2 separate regions of the Homo sapiens genome follow, and region 2 is linked to region 1. The links are chromatin contacts, found by Hi-C or POLR2A ChIA-PET in ENCODE. All regions are on one chromosome and are shown on one strand. Each heading gives the region's core, a stretch centred on a gene start or an enhancer-like site at or near the end of the contact. The rest is flanking DNA. Distances are from core to core; before and after follow the strand shown. Region 1 has its middle 31 kb from the start of LINC02538. Region 2 overlaps LINC02487 (long intergenic non-protein coding RNA 2487).

Region 1 (2,700 bases), core at 68-2,567:
ATTACAGCTGTGAGCCACCGTGCCCGGCCTATCCCGGGTCAGTTTTAATCACATGAACCACTGTGGACCTGCAGGTTGTGAGCACAGAATCGAGTTTCCTGGCATAGGTTGGAGTTTTGGAGTCACCTGTCCCACAGCCTGTTGCAGCGACAGCTCCGTGATGCACTGACTTCCAAAGACGTAGCCACACTGGGCAGAGTCAGACATGACATTGAAGCAGAGAGGGGTGTCTGGCTGTCCCTTTATTGGTGGACAGCTTCATAATTTTTGCTTTCCTCACAACCGCACAACTGTGGGGACTCTCATACTGTTTACTGGGTTTTCCAGGACTTTGCAGAAATAAATCTCAGGCAGGCCTGGGGTCTGCCCCAGCTGGGGCAATGGTTTATGTGAAAATTTAACTTTCAATTGTCCCAGTTTAGCAGGAAACACGGAGCTGGTTATCAGCTACTTCCATGTGGCATGTACTTTGGCACTTGTTTCCAGAACAGTTGGGGGAAGAGGAGTGGAAAACAGTGCAAAGAACTCTGGAAAAGGACACAGTTGGGTGTCTCCCAGGCCCTGAAGGGATTCTTAGACCCAACAGAGAGTGGCCTCGGTGCTGGGTGCTAGACCGACTCTCAAATCTCAGCATTTCTGAGCTGCAAAGGAGGAGGGCACAGTTCCTTATTGAAATAAATTATTCAAATTTATTGAAATGTCTCAAAAGGAGTTGAATTGGCCATGATCTAACTCCTCTTCCCTTCTTGCCCACCAACTCCCAAGAAAAAGTGGAGGTGGCCAATCACTGGGTACAGAAGGAGACAGAAAAGGAAGGGAGGGGTGCCTCAGGCTTAGGGAGAAGCTGCTCAGTAATGAGCTCCAGTGGGGGCTGCTGAGCCACACCCCCCAGGAGAAAGAGGCCCAGGGGGCCTGGCTCCCTTCCTGGAAGACCAATGACCTTCACGGCGGTGGTCATCGAAGGGTCTGGGCCAGGAGCTCAAGGAGCCTTCAGGTAGGGACATTTGTCTCACATGCATTCAGCTGCAAAATGAAAAGCAAAGTGAAAAACTCCCCATAACTACAATGAGCTGCAGCGAAAATGTGTGCACACTGGTCAGCATGCTCTGCTCTAACCCTGGGCAGCGATAATGTGTGCACCGGTCAGCATGCTGTCCTCTGCCCCTGGACAGCGATAATGTGTGCGCACTGGTCAGTATGCTCCTCTCTAACCCTGGACAGCGATAATGTGTGCACCGGTCAGCATGCTCTCCTTGCAATAATGCGTGCGCACCAGTCAGCATGCTCCCCTCTGCCCCTGGACAGTGATAATGTGTGCACCAGTCAGCACGCTCTCCTCTGCCCCTGGACAGTGATAATGTGTGTGCACTGGTCAGCATGCTCTCCTCTGCCCCTGGACAGTGATAAAGTGTGGACTGGTCAGCATGCTCTCCTCTAACCCTGAATAGAGATAATGTGTGCACCGGTCAGTATGCTCCCCTCTGCCCCTGGACAACGATAATGTGTGCACCGGTCAGCATGCTTTCCTCTGCCCCTGGAATCCAGAACTAATCGCTGGCCCCAGTCCTATTTAGGTCCAAATGAAAAAGCAGCCATTGATCAGCTTTTTTGTATTCTGACAAAATCACACCCTACTGTGGGAGCTTTGTTAAACTCTATTCCTTGAGTCATCTAGAGGAATGTGACTGTGCTTCCTTCCTGTTTCTGTAAATTGGTCACAAAATGCAAAAACGGTTTTGGAGTCATGGCATGGCTTACCAAACTCAGTCAAAATTTGCATCTTTTCTCTTTATTTTTTGAATGATCAGTGTTGGTTTTTTGAGGAAATATAAACTTCTGATCCTGGGCTAGCAATGACTGGGAGTCACCATGGGAGCCCTGAAGGTGGAAGTGAAGTGTGGACATGGTATTCCCGTTAACTTGCAGGATACTCCAGATGTGTTGATGCCTTCACGAGTTGGCTCTTTGGCAGCCCAATAATGTGAAACTAAAGAAACAGCTTAACTTAAAATTTGGGGGAAAGTTAAAAATCTCATTTGGACGATTTTTACTATTAATTCCATTGAATTCTCTAATATTCTTTGTTGGCTTACAGGAAGTTGGATTGATAAAAATCTGAGGTTGTGATGTAATATTGAGGTTTCTTGATCAAAAAGACTTGAAGAAATTAAAGTCCAATATTAAACTTTTCTGTGATAAAAAGTGAATTAATGACTCAAGTGTCCAGACAGTGAGATATTAAGAAAGTTTATAACAATTGTAACAAATTCGTGTAGGTGTCTGTCTCCCCTCCTTCGCAACTTTGTGAATTGTCTGAATTTCTTTCTCTGGTGCCAGATGTTCTGTTTATGTTTATTCTTTTATTTTTACTTGCTTTGTAAAAATGTAGAAAATACAATCTCAAGGTGAACCACACTACTACCGCTCAGGTCAGTGTATAGACGGTCCTGTGGGTGATGGTGATCACAAACTGTCCCGCAGGAGGAAGGCATGGTCCTTGGCTCAATGGGAAGCATCTCTCTACCCTTCCTCACGTATGTTGCCTGTGCTGTGCACCCCGGTCCACAGGGTCCCATGTGTGTGGACGGAGACAGATGCATGGTTGGGTTCTGGGGGCTCCCCTACTCTGCGGCATGCAGGTGGCATTGGCTCATTTCATTGCCATCAGTTCTCCCATTGAATGCATGTTCTTTAATGTTA
Region 2 (2,700 bases), core at 141-2,640, 35 kb before region 1:
TCTCTTCTTCCTGCTCCACCATGCGAAGATGTGCCTGCTTCCCCTTTGCCTTCCACCATGATTATAAGTTTCCTGAGACCTCCCCAGTCATGCATCCTGTACAGCCTGCAGAACCATGAGCTAATCAAACCTTTTTTCTCTATAAATTACCCAGTCTCAGGTATTTCTTTATAGCAACACAAGAATGGATTAATACAGGTATGTCTTTTCTTTTTAAAATTTGCAAAGTACTATGTTTCAGGTGTTTCTACTTTTCCTAGATGGAGTTGACTCCCATCAGAGCCCTCCTGGACATGAACTCCTGAGTGCCAGAAACAAGATTCATTTAAAGATACAACTGTGAACGCTGCTGACCACATTCCAGCGCAGTGTGGATGTTCAACACCGAAGGGAGGGGACTCGGGCTTGGATCTGCAGCTAGCATTGGATGGACACAGAATCCTGAACTATGCATCGTGCTTTAGCTGCCATGAAAATTGATTTTTTTTTTTTTCAGAAAGGAATGTGCCAATGATGGGACTTAAGCTGGTGAAAACCACGTGGAACGGGATGCTCATGGGACCTGCCCCTTGGAGCTCCAGGCCTCCAGGCCTCAGTGCTGGTTTTCCTAAGTCCTTATTTTCTCCCGTGTTTGGCTGGGGGCTGGTCCGACTTCTCCCTTTGGTGGACTCTCAGTTGTCAAGTGTGAAGTCTTTGAACTGCACACAAGAGTGGGGACAACGTTTCTATCTGCAAATCAAGCAAGCGCTTGGGCGAACATCTTCCCAAGGCAGAGATGAAGAATGGGTACTCTAGGATGCTCCATTTTGGGACAAACGTCTAGTGGGGCCACATTTGCATGGCAACATGCCATTTCCACTTTTTCCGTATTTAGAAGCTTCCCATGGAGCTCCCGCTGACAGGAGCCACTCATGTGCACACTGAGTGGAGGCTCAGAAGGAGGATTTGTCGTAGAGTTGTTTTTCAGAGGCTGGGAGTCAGGGCTGAGGGCCAGCGGGTGGCTCTGCACCCCCATCCCTCCATCCCCTGTGGAATGCCAGGAGTTCTCTTCTCCGTCCCTCATGCGTGATGGGGGACAAATGTCTCCTCACCGGTGACAATAATGACAGGCTTCTGTCCAGAGGCAGGAGGGGGGCCAGTATCATGCACTGAAGAAACTTTCACAGCACAGTTGTCTGAGACAGGGAAACCCACACGCAGACGGCCAGGGGACCTTGACCTCCTTAGCAAACAGGAAACAAAGTGCTCTTGTTCTCAGGCCGGAATGAAGCGGCTGTGCGAACACATCCCAATTGTACATCTGATGCTGACTCACACAGAGCGTTTCCATTTTTAGATTTCAGCTACAGAAGGCAGGAATCCTTTGGACTTGGCCCTTTATCAGTGGAATGGACAGAGGTGAGCAGGCGTGGCCAGCATGGCATTCCCCTAAACTCATCCTGGCACTGTGGCAACTCTTTGAGCAAAATTCCCAGGGATGTTGAGTTTGTTGTCAGCCACAAGTACTTCCGTTAAGGGCCACTAAGGGTTGTGTTCATCAAAACTGTATTTTACAAATATCTAATATGACCAAGTTATGAAAGACTTTCTTTGTTCCAAACAAATTTGGAGGAAATGGACACACTTTGACTCAATTTGTTATCACATTAGAATGCAACATTATGGGCTGGGTGCAGTGGCTCATGCCTGTAATTCCAGCACTTTGGGAGGCCAAGGTGGATGGATTGCTTAGTTCTAGCTACTTTGGAGGCCAAGGTGGGAGAACTGCTTGAGCCCAGGAGGTCAAGGTGACAGCGAACTGAGATTGTGCCACTGCATTCCAGCCTGGGCAAGAGAGTGAGACCGTGTCCCCCCCGACTCAAAAAAAAAAAAAAAAAGAATGTGACATTACACCTCATAATTGGATTGTGGATAATTTCCTTATCTCAAAACAAAATGATGGCAGGAAAATTGCCGAGCTTATTTCTCTTTGATCTGTGGCACTGGCTGGATGGTAGAAGCAGAATGCCACCCTCCATTTAGCTGATGACGATGACCCACATCTCCTTGCCTTCCCAGCAGCTCTCGGTGGGGTCTCTGTTGGGAATGCCTGCTGAGACGGGACCAAGGACGGCTGCAGGATGTGGTGTCTGTGCTCAGCGTCACCTCCTCCCAGGCTCCTGGGAAGCACCTGGTAAGAAAGCCCTTCTGGCCATCGGCCCCAGGGATCAGGAAGACGGCGGCCAGGCTCCCAGCCACAGTGTGGCTCTGTGTATCTCGCGCTGTCCGTTGTTGAGTTAGTTCACAAAACACAGGCACCCTGAGCACAGCTGTGCCTTCTGGACCTGATCCCCTATCTTTGCATGTGGGAAATCCAGGATCCTCCCAGATATTTCTGAGGATATCCATGTTTTGGGGGTGATGGTGAGGGCGGGGAAAGAGGAGACTCATGTTTTTCCAGATGCTTCCTGCCCCAAACTCCAGCTTCCATGAACTTCTGCATCCCTGGTTCTCTGGGCATGACTGTCTTCACCTTTATGGTTCACTCTGTGTCACTGGTGGGCTTTGCTCTGCTTCCTCCTCCCCCAGAGCATCTCCTGACAAAGCCACCATGAGCAAGACCCTCAGAGAAGGTATGAAGATGAGAGGCTGGTGTGAAGAGGCTGCTGTGAAGCAACTATATAGCATCGGGCAGGACATAAGGGGAAATTGTTGCTTTCA

The links. A loop is a pair of places that touch in the nucleus more often than their neighbours do. ChIA-PET counts read pairs that join two places held with the same protein, here RNA polymerase II (POLR2A). Pooled maps may share reads with other maps.
Region 2: a loop to region 1 is called in a map of endothelial cell of umbilical vein, with 4 times the contacts of the local background. The contact joins two enhancer-like sites. A Hi-C loop is called at or near these places in 1 of 168 maps with a recorded cell type or tissue (endothelial cell of umbilical vein) and 3 of 50 pooled maps. POLR2A ChIA-PET finds 5 or more read pairs at or near these places in 3 of 52 experiments (B cell, HEK293T and HepG2).

Annotation. Positions count from the first base shown.
Region 1 is chr6:167,646,481-167,649,180 of GRCh38, reverse strand. No RefSeq gene overlaps it. Among named protein-coding and RNA genes, the nearest start is that of LINC02538, 31 kb to the left of the region's middle. RefSeq lists a silencer at 1,286-1,486. Within about 2 kb of position 1,317, at least 2 of the 41 ENCODE cell types and tissues checked have a DNase peak (open chromatin) inside an H3K27ac peak, as active enhancers do.
Region 2 is chr6:167,681,806-167,684,505 of GRCh38, reverse strand. It overlaps LINC02487 (long intergenic non-protein coding RNA 2487), which reads left to right. Exons shown (of 7, transcript NR_117092.2): 4 at 261-786; 5 at 1,337-1,398; 6 at 2,059-2,173; 7 at 2,569-2,700. The region is part of intron 1 of LOC124901465 (a long non-coding RNA gene); the gene reads right to left. Among named protein-coding and RNA genes, the nearest start is that of LINC02538, 3.9 kb to the right of the region's middle. Within about 2 kb of position 1,390, at least 17 of the 41 ENCODE cell types and tissues checked have a DNase peak (open chromatin) inside an H3K27ac peak, as active enhancers do.